2 separate regions of the Mus musculus genome follow, and region 2 is linked to region 1. A link is a loop called in an ENCODE intact Hi-C map of the cell type or tissue named here. Cell type or tissue: left cerebral cortex. All regions are shown on one strand.

Region 1 (8,000 bases):
GCCCAGTCTACAGAGCTAGTTACAGGATAACCAAGGCTACACAAAGAAACCCAGTCTCAAAAAAACAAAACAAAACAAAACAAAAAGAATTAGAAAAATGTCTTATATGTCTATTACTACTTTGGAAGTGCTGTTTTTCTGAAAACAAAACAAAACCCTATTGTTTCAAATCAATGCAAGAGAAAATGCAGAGACTCGAGTCAGTGCATGCCGATGTAATTAAAAGAAGTCTTGTGTGCGGTTTTGTAACCTAGTCTATGTGCTTTACAACTTGAGAGACAATGTTTGGGTTCAGATTTTCCAGCTTTATCCCAGTAAATAGATCCCTTATGTCTAGAAGAGCTTCACTGGCTAAGTAGCATTCTAGATAATTCTGGTACAGATAGACTCTTGCCATACTGTCAGCAACACTTGCCTACAAAGAGGCACTTATGAAAATAGCCTACCTCATGGAAGACAGTGTGCGCCTGTGCTTAGTTTTTTGAGACAGGTACTTGGCATACTGTCTAGGGAGAGAGTCTGAAAGTTACAGGCTCTTTCCACTTCGGACCTGCCCAGATGGGAAGAGTCCTAGTTGTATCTTGCTGCTGCCTTGAACCCTACCATGCCAGTATAAACCATCACAGTGGACTGTATACTTTAAAACCATGAGCCAGCATAAATCCTTCCTCGTTTCAAAAAATGTCTCTCACTGATGTAACTACTTCTAAAAAAAGTTCTGTTTCTTCTCGAGGAGCTCTCATAAATGCTTTTCAATTTCCAGTTCAGACCTTAATTAAGCCCAGGGTTAAATATTGTTACCCCTCTGAGACCTTTCACATATTTTAAGAAATAAATCAGTTGTTTCCAGAATTGCAACCACAGCTTCATGTTCACAGTTCTGCTGGATTTACTTTTAAAAGAATAGGACCATGACTCATCCATTTTATATCTTCAGTGTCATTCCTGGTGTAGAGAAATGCTTATTACACCCATGATCGATTAATTTGGTAGCATTATCAGTCATCAGGTTTGATAAGTTATTTCTCTGCCCGTGGAATGAGCAGATTCAAGCTAGATTCGATTACATTAAATGCGGGTTCATTAGGAAGCTGCTCTCGGGTGGACATGTCCACTGGTCCCAAGGAAGGAGGTAAGGGAAGTTGCCATGGGAAGGGAGAGACGGGAGTGGGGACACATGGAGAGAGAAAGAAGAATCAAAATATCTGGATTGTATAGGCAAGAGGCTTTCTGGGAAAGGACATCTCTGCCCTGGGCTGGAAAGTTCAGGGTTGGGGTCAGGGTATGCCAGGCAGGGACTGAGGGATGCTGGGAGAACCTGGGAGTCAGGTCTACTTTGATATGTAAAATATGCACCTCATGGTGTGTTTTATAAAAAGAAAGAAACTAGTGATATTTTTGGTGGAGGCACGTATGGTGTGGGGTAAAAGGGTGCCTCTGCAGGCCCTCCCTTCCCCCTGAGGTACCCAGCCACACGAAGGTATAGTATAGAATAGAGTTTATTGAGGGTATGCGGAGGGGAGTTGAGGGGGTAGTAGAGAGAAAGGCAGAGGCCAGCCAAGAGCGGTGGAGAGAGAGCGGGGAGGGGAATGGGGCAGGAGCAAGTGGAGAAGAGAAGGGAGCAAGAGCAAGAGAGTGAGGAGGGAGCAGACAGCCCCTTTTATAGTGAGTCAGTCATAACTGGCTGTTGCCAGGTAACTGTGAGGCGGAGCCTAGACGGAATGCGGACAGTCCTGGGGTCTGAAACCAATCAAGGTTAAGTTGACAAAGCTGGGTTTGCACGCCCAACGTCTTGGTTTTTAATGCTCAAAACTCTTTCCGGCACATGACAAGCAGAATCAAAACTCTTCCAGTCCACTTAGAAACGGGAAGTGTCCAGAAGAAAAAAGTCGGAGAATGGTGGTGGTTTTTGGTGTGATTTTAAAGTGTATGAAAGGATAAAAGCTTCACCTCTGTATTAATGTCTTTGAATTAGAAAATCATTTATTTATTCGGTTTTACCTGGCAAAGAGAAAACTATTCAGTGGTACTCGTTAAAGGATTTTTAATTTTTTTTATTTTTTTATTTTTGGCCAGAACCATCATAGTAGCTGTAGGCACTACCGCTATGGAAGTTTGCAATGGGAGAAAGGTGTTGGGTTTAATCATGAATATGTACAGGCAAAACAGAGTTTACTGCAGAGAAGAAAGGTGGGCGTTGAGTGTGTTCTTGAAGCATATGTGTTGGAATGGAATCCAAGTGAAAGTGCTTCGGAGAGGTGGGATCTTCAACAGATCTTTAGGTCATGGGGCGGGGCTGGGGTGGGCTCTGCCCTCATGATATTAGTGCTGTCTTTGCTGAGGAGGCTGAGTGTGCCTCTGATAAGAGAATATGGACCCCCTCTCTTGTGTACCACAGATGATTCATCAAGGAGACCCTCGCTAGATACGGGTCCTTGAACCTTGAATCCCACAGCCTTCAGAACGCTGTGTAATGCACTTCTGATCTTTACAGTTATTCAGGCATTCTGTGGCTGCAGCATAAGACAGTAAGTCTGGGTGGGTAGATAGACTTGCTCAGGAGTAAAGAGGACTCTAAATTCTTTAAATTGTAGAGGACAGACCAGGGTGATCCGATAACACCCGAGGTGTGATGGGAGATGAGAATCCTGACCAAATCGTAGAGTGAGGAGCTTGTTGCTAAACCTATTTAGCAGAATTATCTGCTAAAATGGGATTTGGTATGGAAGGAGACAGATGGCCTGGGAGAGTCTGGAAGTCTTAATATCTGATCAAGCAAAGAATCTTTGTCATACCTCAATCTGTGAATCATAGGTTAAATATTGCTCAAACATTACAATTCAGAATAAATTCTTGTGGAAATTTACTGAGTATTTTTACTAGAAGATAAATATGTTTATTTATTTATTTATTTATTTACCCCCCCCCAAAAAAAAAAAAGGTTTACATATAAGCATCCTGCTCCAAAGGTTTTAGTCTAAAATTGAATGGCATTATCCTTAGGATTTAAATTCTCTTTAAGCCTAATAACAGTAATATATACAGCTGTCACTAGGTGGCAGGGAGTTGCTAGTACAGGAATTTTTGCTGAGAAGTCAGGCCCAAGACGCAAAAGAACCACCTAGGAGAAGTAAAATTTTCTCTATAAAAAAGTTTGAATTAATATATGTGTATGTTGGACACGCAAACTTTATATGCCCCAGTACAGGGGAACGCCAGGGCCATAAAAGGGGAGTGGGTGGGTAGGGGAGAGGGGGTGGGTGGCTATGGGGGACTTTTGGTATAGCATTGCAAATGTAAATGAGCAAAATACCTAATAAAAAATGGAAAAAAAAAAAAAAATATATGTGTATGTGTTGTGTGTATGTGTGTGTGTGTGTGTGTGTGTGTGTGTGTGTGTGTATACTGAATATTCACAGAACACCATTCAGTTTAAATAATATTGCATTTATATAAAACACTACCTACTCCCCCACCCCACCCCCCACAAGGCTCTACTTCTTCAGGTTCCACGGCTTCTAAAGCTACTACACTATCAGGAAAACCATGTTCGGAGCATAAGAGCTCATCACCAACCCAAGCTTGTACCTTTGCTATCATCTGGTCCAATCTTAAATGTAAATACAAATCTATGTGCACACACAATTTTTTTTTCTTCTTTCTTTTATTGAGATAGGTCTCACTCTGCAACCTTAAATGACAAGGAACTAGCCCTGTGGTGCAGGCTGGCCTCAGACTCATGGCACTCCTCCTACCTTAGTCTCCTGAGTACTGGATTTACAGGCATCAGTGCTGGCATATGGCTTTATTATTTTATTGGGTTCTACCTCCCTTCCAACCCATATTCCACCCTGATACCTTCCAACCGCCAACACTAGGCAGGAGAGAAAGGTTAGGAAGGGGTTATAGACCTCTTTAGGCTCCTTCTTGTTAATTAGGGTCCTTGGGTTTCTCAGGGCACGTCTAATTTCATTGTCCGGGTCCCCAGAATTAAACTATTTGCAGCTGTCAAAAATCACCGCCACCCCCACCCAACATGAGAAAATCACAGATAAAGGCTGTGGACAAACTGAAGCAGCCCCGTATCCCACACCTGAGATTAAAACACAAACATATCCGTATAACATAACTGGGTGTTTAAAGAAACCAAAATCCTCACTACACGTTAGTCACTAGGCCTGATAAACTCGTGTCTGTGTGTATGTGGGTGCATGTACCTGTATCCATGGAGATGCCAGAAGATGCTGTTGGGAGTATTTTCTCTCTCTTTACTTCTCCTTTGAAGCAGCATCTCTCCTTGAGTTGGGAACCCGTGCTTTCTCAGCTGGTCTGAAAGTCCCAGTGACTCATTTAACTCCATTGCCTTTGAACCTGGGGTGATGGTGTGTGAAGGACACTTGGCTCTTTATGTGAGTGCTGGGATTCAAACTCTAGTCTTCTCCTCTTGATTTATGTGCAGCAAACACTTCCAACCACCTCTCCAGTCCCATTATGCCTATTTTTAATTCATTAGTTAATTACTTAATTAATCAACTTTTGCGATAAGGTTTCTCTGTAGCCCTGGCCATCCTGGAACTCATTATGTAGATCAAGCTGTCCTTGAACTCAGAGATTCACCTACCTCTGACTCTTGAGTGCTGGGATTAAAAGCATACACCACCATGTCGGGCCTATTTTTATCCTTTGTTACATTTATTCTTTACAGATTATTTTCAGGGACAATAGGCCGAATTGGGGATAGTTTTATTTTAGAAATTGAAAATACACAAGTTGGGCAGCCTACCAGCTCTCCAGCACTCATGCCTTTGGGGCAAGCTCTCTTGCACTGTCTGCTTGATTGCTGAGCCGGTGAGGGGCAGGGCTAGCTCTCCCATGTTGACCAGGCTTGGGGGTGGGCAGCTCTCCCAGAGAAAGTTAATCTTTTAATAGCAAAGTATCTATACTTTTCACTATACTTTGTTTTCTGCTTCTTTTTTTCAACTTGGAAGAAAAGAAATTCTATAGCTCAGTGTTCTTACTGTAACAGAACATCTGAATATTTGATAACATTTGTTTGCAGTTTTGAGTGCTTTTTTCTGGGTCAGTAGGAGTCAATTCCTTGTAAAATTTCTGTTAAAATTTTTCTGCAAAAAATGCCCCATTCTTTTCTTTTTTTCATAATGTGTGTTCTATACTGTTCAATAAATATAAAGCAAAATTCTTTGTTAGGGACAGACAGCAAGGCAGGCAGACATTACCCACACCCATACCCTCCCAAACAACTACACACACACACACACACACACACATACACACATGCACACACACATACACACACACACACACACACACACACACACACACACACACACCACAGATAGACACCAGGCATATACAGCACACAGATGGGATAAACACAGATCACAGGCACCAGAGAGAGGTGGATGATGCAGGGAAATAGAGAGTTCAAATCTGTGTCCATTGTTGGTCTAAACTATTCCAGGTCAAAAGAGGCCTTGGATATGACATCAGTATGGTACAGCAGACTTTGGATATTTGAAATCTTTTCATGTGCATTCCTTTGAGGTGGGGTCTCTCACTGAACCTGGAGCTAGGCTGCCAGCTAGCAAGCTCCAATGATCCTCCTGTCTCTGCCCCTAATTGTTAAAGAAATTTTAAATCCCAATCCTGGGTTTCTACTCTGCCTTGATCATTCCGGTCTTACAATAAGCCCCATTTGGCACAATAGCTAGGCAGATATCTACCCTCTATGCTATTAAAATCTATTTCCTATTGATAACCCTGAGCTATTACTTACAATGGTTCATCTGGGCTGCTCTTAACTCCAACTGGCCAGCCCTTGGGAATGTGTTCTCTTGACTCCTAACCCATGGCAACTTTCTCTTCCTCCTTACTTTCTTCTCTCACTTGTGCTTCTCCTCTGACCTCCCCCAGGCCCAGGAACCCTAAGACCCATCTGTCTTAGTCAGGGTTTGTATTCCTGCACAAACATCATGACCAAGAAGCAAGTTGGGGAGGAAAGGATTTATTTGGCTTACACTTCCATACTGCTGTTCATCACCAAAGGAAGTCAGGACTGGAACTCAAGCAGGTCAGGAAGCAGGAGCTGATGCAGAGGCCATGGAGGGATGTTACTTACTGGCTTGCCTCTCCTCGCTTGCTCAGCCTGTTCTCTTATCGAACCAAGACTAACCAGCCCAGAGATGGTCCCACCAACAAGGGGCCTTTCCCCCTTGATCACTAATTGAGAAAATGCCTTACAGCTGGATCTCATGGAGGCATTTCCTCAACTGAAGCTCCTTTCTCTGTGGTAACTCCAGCTGTGTCGAGTTGACACAAAACTAGCCAGTACACCATCTATGTCTCTTCTGCCCAGCTATTAGCTGTCAGCATCTTTATTCACCAAATAACTTGGGGGTGGGGGCAAGGTCACATAGCTTCACATGGGTCTACGTGAGGACTCTCTTGTCTCTGGGGCAACCAGGTCTTGGGGGCCTGCATTTAGCATTGCAATACACAGAAAAGACCAGACCTCAATATGCAATAGTCTTGGGATTTCAGTTATGTGCAGCCATAGTCGGCTTTTTAAAAAATATATATATATATTTATTTTATTTGTGTGAGTACACTGTAGCTGTCTTCAGACACACCAAAAGAGGGCATCAGATCCCATTACAGATGGTTGTGAGCCACCATGTGGTTGCTGGGAATGGAACTCAGAACCTCTGGAAGAGCAGTCAGTGCTCTTAACCACTGAGCCATCTCTCCAGCCCAAAATATTTTTTAATGTATTTTATGTGTATGTATATATCTCTGTGTAGCATATGTGCACCCAGTGCCTTTAGAGGCCAGAAGAGAGCATTGGATCCCCTGCAGCTAGAGTTAAACACAGTTATGAGCCAACCTGTGGGTGCTGGGAATTGAACTCAGAACCTCTGGAAGAACTGCTAGTGCACTAAACCACTGAGCCAACTCTCTAGGCCCATACTTGGCTTTTTAAGTAGAAGCTGAGGATTCACATCTGTGCAGCAAGCACCCTTACCTGCCTCTCATTCCCTTGTTGACCTTAAAGTTAGCATACAAAGTAATGGATTTCATTGTGGAATTTTCATACATGTCTGTATACTTTTAATTAGGAGCTTGAATCTAAGCACTCAAACCCAAGACAAATGAAACAGCTTTCATATAAAAAATTGAAACTGATACCAATTCAGTGAGTTTTTTAAGCACTTACATTTTAAACTCCATTTTCCTCTTGACTAGGGACCAAAAAAATGCGATGACAAAAATGCTTTCTTTTTCTGTGTAACTTTCAGGGGAAATTGAATCTGTAACCTATGCCACTTTAAGAGAATGGGGCCAGAGGGTGAACCAACCAGTGTGACAGGAAACAGCAAGAGTAAACAAGAGCAAAGGGGTGGGGGAGGGGCTGAGACAATGGGAAGGAAAGAAGGAAAACCACAAAAATCTCCACTCCCAGCGCCAGAAGAGGGCGTAAGCAAAATCGTGATTTTTAGATACTTATGATCTTAAAATATTTATTTCTTTTTTAAAAAAAAAATCTACTGAAATAATTTTTAAAAGTCTTATTTATTTTACATGCACGTGTGTGATGCTTACATGTATGCATGTGTACCATATACGTGCATGAATATGTGTCTGGTGTCATCCGAAGAGTCCACAAGAGTGGATCAGATCCCCTGCAACTGGTGTTACAGATGGAGTTACAGATGGCTGTAAACTGTCATGTGGGTGCTGGGAACTGAACCTAGGTCCTCAGAAAGAGCAACTGTTGAGCTCCAAACTGTCGAGCCATCTCTCCAGCCCTCTGATCCTCCATGTTTACATCAGTGATTCACAGCCATTAAGTCCTATCTCAAGAGAATAGCTTGAAATAATATTACCCTAAGGGAAATTTCCATTTTGTCCAGAGAGCTCAGGCAAGAAATGGGAAAAAGGACTTAAGGAAATGTACTATACCCTCCATAAGTATTTAGTGT
Region 2 (8,000 bases), 53 kb after region 1:
GAGCTCACTGCTCACTAGCAGTTAAAGGATGCATCAATACTGATGCGATCCTACTGTATTCCTATTCTCTTTCTCTTAACTTACTAGACAATGAATGTCAAATAATATTCAAAATGCTGGTGAGGCTGGGTCTGGTGGCATATGCCTTTATCTTTAGTCCCAGCACTTGGTAGGGTAGGGCAGGTGGACATCTGAGTTCTAGGCTAGCCAGACTACACAGTGAGACAGTCTTAAAAACGAAAATAATGAATGCTAGAGAAGGTACTAGTTGTAAGACTGTTATTTTGTGACTCTAAAATTGTAAAGCTTCAGCAGTCACAGCCCTTGTCTGCTACCCTTTACTGTCATGGCTGGAAAGCAGAGCACTGCCGTTCCTCTCACACAGGCATGGGTGCCGTCTGCGTTATCAGTTAGAGTGAGGTGCTGCTTCAGGTAGATGATCAGAGTCATGAGTGATAGGAAAAAGAGAAGAATCACTGTCAGTGAACACAAGATGAGCTTGCAAACGCTGGAGCGAGCATGTAGCCTGGTTTACGGACAGAGTCTAGAAAATATTTCAGTTTCAGCCATCAGCTTTATGGTCACTTTACACTTCAATTGTAAATACGGAAGTTCTGGAATACATTTTGTTTTTACAAATTTTTCATTTTTTTCCTCTCAGCGTGTCATTGTGCAGAGGATTTTACCCTGTCTGACCTCAGAATTTGTCAACCCTGATATGGTACCTTTCGTTTTACCTAATGTTCTGCTCATTGCTGAGGAATGCACCAAAGAAGAATATATCAAATTAATTCTGCCTGAACTCGGTCCTGTATTCAAACAGCAGGAGCCAATCCAGGTATGTTGTGAGGACTTCCAAATGTTTATGCGTTATTGTAATAGCTACTATCCCTAAGAACAAAACAGTGACTATTTTGAGCTTTTAAAAGAAATGGCTTAGTGCTGGCTGCTCTTGCAGAGGACCTGGCTCAATTCCCAGCACCCACATGGTGGCTCACAGCCATCTGTAACTCCTATCCTCGGGACCCAACTCGACTCCAGGAACCAGGCACAGACATACACATTCAGGCAAAACACCCATACATGTCAAATAAAAATAAATAAAAAATGTTAAGTGTTTAAATACTTGAGGTACGTATATTAGATTTTTTCACTAGTCAGAAAGCTAATATTATAATTAAACTTAGCAAATGAATGTTTGTGGCTTTTTATAAGTCATTGTCTTAGAAAATAAGTTGTAATCAGACTTTGCATGTGTTACATTGTCCCTAATTAAAAGCTGGCAGTTTGGAAAAATCAAGTTTTTGATACTTTTATTTGGCTTGATACTCCATTAGTTAATTTTTAGATGATGTATGTCAGTTGTCTCTATTTTTTTCTAATAAATAATTTTATTAAAAGAGGAAAATGTGTAAAGCATCATAGAACTAGTATGTGATCTGTGTATGTATGAGAAAAATGCAAATTATATATATATATATATATATATATATATATATATACATACACACACAATGCATATGTATATAATGTGAATGTGTAAGTGAAATAAATTATATAGATTTTGTTACAGTAGATATTTATCTTGAGTTTAAGAAGTGTGGGCTTACATACCTGGATTAGAGTCTGGGTTCATCTCTGTTTTAGAACCATGTAGCAGTCATCATCATCTGAAAGCTTTTATCCTCATTTTAACATGTAGAGTTGTTGGCTGAGACACCATTAGGTGTTTCTGCTACCGGGTGGCAGTAGCTTACTAGTCAGCATGAACTGTCTGATGGGCCGGCTCTGTGATTGGTTGCAGTTGTCCCCGTGAAAGTGGAGAATTTATTTTTTACTTTTTAGAAACTAGCATATTAACTATCCTTCTGAGATTTTGAACAGTGTGCTTGTGAGCGGTTGTCTCCCCTCTCTTTCAGCCTTCTGGTGTCCCTAACCCCTAACCTGCTGCAGCAGGGTCTCACCATGTAGCCCTGGCTCACTTGGCTCTCGCTTTGTTGACCAGGCTAACCTCAAACTCACAAAGATGGATCTGCCTGCCTCTGCCTCCTGAGTGCTGGGATTAAAGGCCTGCTGCCAGTTCTTGTGGCTTCTTCTCCAGTTCCCTTTCCTTAAGAATGTAGAAGACAGTCTGTGCGGTGCTCCTACTAACCAGGCACAGGTCACAGGATAGAGCTCTGAGCTTTAAACCTGGGCTCCCTGACGGTTGTCACAGTGTCAGGTTGGCATGTCACCCAAATTGTTCATCAGTCACGATGAAAATCCTAAGACACATGATTGACCCTGTTCTTTTTAGTTTGGTAACTTTTGATTATTGGCTCTGTAGAAGCACCTGAGAAGAACCTCAGTATGAGAGAGTCTGGATTAGGCTATTTTGTGACTATGCTTGGGAGGGCTTTTCTTAAGTAAATTAGCTGAGGTGGGAAGCTGTACCCTGCGGTATGGGCAACAGTAACACTTTACAAACTGTCCTGTCCTGAAGCAAAGGAGAGAGAGCAGAGCTCTAGTGAGCATTCTGTCTGTGTGGCTGTAACTAGCTGCTCCAGGTTCCTGCTGCCTGCCTTCTCCACCACAGTGCACCACCCGGAACTGTGATGCAAACAAACTCTTTTATTTTTCACTTGCTTTTACCACAGCATTAGGAAATGAAACTAAGGTACCTTTGTCTTCCTTCTCCTCTTAGTTTTTCCATTAATAAGCCCTCCTGAAAAATTTTAATTGAGCATTGGAAAAACTAAGTATTCTGGGACTTGGAGAGTTCAGAGCACTGCCGACCTGGGTTTGATTCCCATCACCCACACGGCAGCTCAAAACCATTTGTAGCTCCAGTGTCAGGAACTCGAGTGCTGCCTTCTGGCTTCCATGTTAGTGAATAGACAGATTGGCAGGCAAAGCACTCATACATATAAAATAAATAAAGATCTCACTTAAGTATTTTGGTTTGTTTCTTACAATTTAGGTATGTAGAGGCAGCTAGCAAAATGATGTTAGAAACAATTAAAAATTCCTCACAGATGTTTTCATTTCTGTTGGCTTTTATTTCCTTTTTAAATGCAGCACTCTTTTGGATAATTGAAACATGTAGGGGAGCCATGTGTTCCTGTAGCTCTTTGGAGGTTAGTCTTTGTTTGGATAATTAAGCATTGCTGTAGACATGTAAGAGACTTGATCTGTGTGTTTTTGTCTTCCATGCCTTCAGGCTAGCAACATGGTGAGTGTCCACAAACAGAACTTAATCTTCTGAAAACACTTTAAATTGGGAGGATACAGAATTTCTTAAAGATTGCAGATTTTCATAATCTTCCCTTTTCTCACACAGATTTTGCTAATTTTTCTACAAAAAATGGATTTGCTGCTAACCAAAACCCCTCCTGATGAGATAAAGAACAGTGTCCTGCCCATGGTCTACAGAGCTCTGGAGGCTCCTTCCATTCAGATCCAGGCACAGTATCTGCTTCCGTTGCCCTCATGAAGTTGAAAGGCGGGAGAAAGAAACAGCAAGGCATATTTTAGGATTAAATCTTAACCTTTTATATACAACTCAATAGTTAGTAGTTATTGAATTATACTGCTGACCCACTGTTATTACTGCATATTGACTTCTAACTAAAGAGTAAATTGGAAAGGGCTGGAGAGATTGCTCAGAGGTTAAGAGCAGGTGCTGTTTGTATGGAGATAGTCTTACTGGTAGCCCAGGCTGGCCTTGAGTTCACAGAGCCCCATCTGCTTCTGCCTCCTAAGTGCTAGGATTAAAGATATGTGTCACTGCTCTTACAAAGAACACTCGTTAGGTTTCCAGCACCCATGTCAGGCTGCTCATGGCTGCCTGAAACTTCAGTTTCAGGGGAAAAAAAGAAGATGTTGGAGTCTATTGTGGTAGTACACACTTATAATCCTGGCACTTGAGGGATAGAGGCAGGGAGACCAGGAATTGTTGGCTAGCTTGGGCTACATGATATCCTGTCTCAAAAACACTGTGACTGGGACTATAGGTTTGTACTGCTTTGTATATATCTGCTTCTGCCATATATTTCAAGTCACATTTTTTGATGCATTTCTGTCTTTAAGTTTATTAAAGTGTGAAGTTGAGTTTTTCCTTGTAGTTAAATCATTCCATAAGTGTCGGAAGCCGTACTCAACCTCTGCTTTTCAGCTCTCTACAGTTATAGCCCTGTATAATTAGGGGTACTTAGGCTAAAGCAGAGGGCTTGTAAATTTGAGGCCAGCCTGGGCTACATAAAGATCGTGTCTCAAGGGAAAACAGAACTAGTTGTAATTACAACCCTTTGAAACACTACTGCAGGCCCTGTGTAGCCATGACATTTTTCAACTGATTATAACTATTCTTTTTTTATCCCCCCAAATTGGTGTAAGGACCAAATAATGTGAAGCATACGGAAGCTTCTTTCGTGCTGTGACAGATGAGCTGAGTGGGAGAGGGAGGTCTGGCGCCTTTCCTTAAGACTGATCAGATTTGTCTTTTCAATAGGAGCTCTGTCTAAACATCATTCCAACATTTGCAAATCTTATAGACTACCCGTCCATGAAAAACGCTTTGATTCCAAGAATTAAAAATGCCTGTTTACAAACGTCTTCCCTTGCTGTAAGTGCTTACACGTGTGTTTGTCTTTGACTGCTCAGCACCTGACACCATTTCACAGTGAGCAGTAACTCGCTCACACTGCACCTAGAGAATTGGTTTTAGTTGGAGGTAGCTTATATACACCATTATAAATGCTTGCATGTCACTTACTTTATATGTAGGTCGGTGTGTGCGTGTGCGTGTGCGTGTGTGTGTGTGTGTGTGGGTTGTGGGATCACCTTCGAGTGGCACATAGGTATTTTTGTATTGTATTCATAGCTGTATTCTCTAGGGTCTGGCGTCTTACCTTGGGAAATGCCTAAAATATAAATCATTGATTAAAATTGTCCAAAAATGAAGAAAACTAGTGCATAGCTAGGTAAGATGTTTCAAGAGGTGTATCCGTGACATGTCTAATATTATATACATCATGAAAGGAGAGAAAATGACACCAGCATTGTAGTTTATATCCCCAGCAGGCGGCAGCTGCATTAGCCCTGCATTATAGCAAACTGATTCTGGGGACAGGCTAAACCTGCAGATAGTGGCTTAGGTTTATAGTATTTTGGGCTTAAATTTCAGAAAATAGTTGTTCATATTTTTCAGAAATGGAAAATTTCCATTTTTCTGTACAAATATTAATGAACTTTTTGCTTAGTTTCTTAGGCTTGAGTTTCATTGATATGGTTTAATTAATACTATGGACACAACTTTATGGTACTCTGATTTTTGGGGTTTGGAGGAGGACTTGGTACTCAAAATTGAATCTTAAACATGCAGAGAGTACTCCTACTGAACTATATTCCTGGCCTCTCCTTTTTTTATGTAGGGGTTTCTGTTTTTTAAAGTAGCCCAGGCTGACGCTAACCTTGAACTTGCTCTATCAGCTGACCTTTACACACCTGACCTCCTTCTCCTCCTCCTCCTCCCAAATGCTGGGTTCTATGTGTATCACTGTACTGATGCCCAGCCCACCTCTTAGGACATGGTCTTACTGAATTGCCCAAGGCTGGCCTTGAGCTTGCTCTGTAGCACAGGTAGCCTTGAACTTGAGCTCTTCCTATTTGCATCTCTTCAGTAACTGAATTACAGTCCTGTGCCAACATACCCGGCCTGATGGACTCTGTCCTAATAAATCCCAGTTAAAGGGCTGGTGAGATGGCTCACTAGTAGCAGTACATGTTGCCAACCTGTTTTGATCCCTACAATCTACTTGTTGGAAGAAAAGAACCAACTGTGGCAAGTTATCTTCTGACTTCCACATGCATGCTGTGGAATGCCATGTGGAACACAGCCACTCACATTTAGTCAGTCAGTCAATGCCAAACCTAGGGTAGGATGTGTATCAAAAGTTGAAGCTTAGAAATGGTGGGTGTGAGTAAGTATATTTAGGAACAATTTTATATGGGTGGGGATAATTTTATATGAGATTGGGAGCATCCAGGGTGTTATGGCCATAGATAAATATGGATAACTTCAGTTAAAATATTCAGTTTTAAGAATGACTTGAACCTCATGTAAAGTATCTGAGTCACTGTGTAATTGGCTGCTTGGTGGAATGTATTTCTTTTTATTGTTAAATCTTACTAGTAAACACATATAAGAGCCTTCAAAGACCTGATAGAAACTGTAGGGCTGGGATTGTTGCTCACTGAAAGCTTGGTTAATAGGCCCTGGCTTTATTTCCTAGCATCATAGAGATGAATGAGTGAATGAATGAATGAATGAATGAGTGTTACAAGGGTGAACCTGTTCCTTATTTTTATCTACTAGTATCTCAGTGGACCAGTCTGTAGTTCTTTCTGTAACATGTCAGATAAATCAGTAAATGAATGAATGTTTATGTTAATAAAGGCATGCTTTATAAAATCTACTTCAGTGAACCAGTTTTTATTAAGATTTTAGCATATATCTATTTGATGACTAAATTTACACTAAGTATTTCATTTTACATGAACAAAATGGTACATACACGTTTACATGCGGTTTCTTTGTTTCACTAGGTCCGTGTGAATTCATTAGTGTGCTTAGGGAAGATCCTGGAGTACCTGGATAAGTGGTTTGTGCTTGATGATATCCTACCCTTCTTACAGCAGATTCCCTCCAAGGAGCCTGCAGTCCTCATGGGGATTTTAGGTAGCTGAAAACTTAATGTCATTTGCTGTCATCTTCATTTTATATAATAGTTGTATAATAAAATGTTCAATCTATAAAGCCATTGTACTCGATATATATGATATTAATCAGTTGCAGAATGATTAGATAAATGCTACAATATAACTTTTCTCTATTTTCACAGCAAAGGAAGTAGACTCTTGTCATTTATAGAAGGCCTGGGCTATAGGGGGACACTTGACTAGTATGGGTGGGTTCTGGATTTGATTTCCAGGATTGGGGGAGTCAGGAGAAGTAATATAATCTTGGTTGGTTGATATGATAGTGTATAATTTTCTTCTATAAAGAAGTCTAAAGTGCAAGAGGCAAAGCTACTGCAATGAGTGTTACTTGCAGAAGAAACAAGTTGAAGAGTAGACTGTAGTCCTCTCAGCACCTGTATTTAAACACTGTGAATAGATGCTCCAAATGTAAGGATGAGGGGGTCACTCTATAACCTCATTTCGGGATTATAGTAACCATGTCTTTAGTTAGGGGTTGTCATTAAACCAAAAGAGCACAGGATGAATAGCCCGTGGTGTTATAAGCCTGGACTGATAGTACAACTGAAGTCACTGTGGTCTACATGAAAGAGCTGTCCCCATTCTAAGAAGAGGAAAGCTGCACCGCACCAGTTTCCAAAAGACTTGTTAGAGATAGAGTATTTCCATGGTTTCTGTGCTTGGTGTGCTAATTTCTAAAACTTATTACACTGTTTTCTCTCAGGTATTTATAAATGTACTTTTACTCATAAAAAATTGGGAATCACCAAAGAGCAGCTGGCTGGGAAAGTCCTGCCTCATCTCATCCCCCTGAGCATTGAAAACAACCTCAACCTCAATCAGGTGGGACATTTGATGTGCGCTCACGTTCTCTCCCTGTTTGCTGCTTGCCTTCTCTGCTTTATTATTTACACATGGAGGTGGCCAGCACAGGCTGGTGGCATGCCATGAAGTTAACTCAAGTTACGGACCACTTTACATTTGGGTCTGTCTGTTGATATGAATGGTCACAGACTGTATTTGGATATTGTTGTTACATAATAAATGACCATAAGTTGAGTGTTTTCGTATTTTTAAGAAATGCATACTTAACTAATCATACATTTTCTATGAGTCAGCCATACAGGGCTTAGCTTAGTTGAACTTGTTACTATAATCAAGAACTTGGATCTCATTTGAAGGTCCACATGAGGACTCGTAGGGTTCTTAGTTTGCGTAAATGGTTGTTGGCAGGATTTGGCTCCCTTTGGGCTGTTGGGCTG

The links. Hi-C counts contacts between places; a loop is a spot of excess contacts. Peaks named below come from ENCODE experiments on the same cell type or tissue, not always from the same donor. Only the 100,000 strongest peaks of a DNase experiment are listed, where the experiment ranks them.
Region 2: a loop joins it to region 1, with 2.1 times the contacts of the local background. A loop is called at or near these places in 2 of 42 quality-filtered maps.

The regions. Positions count from the first base shown.
Region 1 is chr10:89,702,660-89,710,659 of GRCm38, reverse strand. No RefSeq gene overlaps it. Among named protein-coding and RNA genes, the nearest start is that of 1500026H17Rik, 20 kb to the right of the region's middle. In left cerebral cortex, a CTCF peak has its summit at 3,057 (motif pointing right); no DNase peak of the experiment used is centred here.
Region 2 is chr10:89,649,546-89,657,545 of GRCm38, reverse strand. Scyl2 (SCY1-like 2 (S. cerevisiae)) reads left to right here. Exons shown (of 18, transcript NM_198021.3): 9 at 662-838; 10 at 3,320-3,442; 11 at 4,490-4,603; 12 at 6,586-6,718; 13 at 7,463-7,581. Among named protein-coding and RNA genes, the nearest start is that of Slc17a8, 32 kb to the right of the region's middle. In left cerebral cortex, no CTCF peak of the experiment used is centred here; DNase peaks (open chromatin) are centred at 981 and 4,448.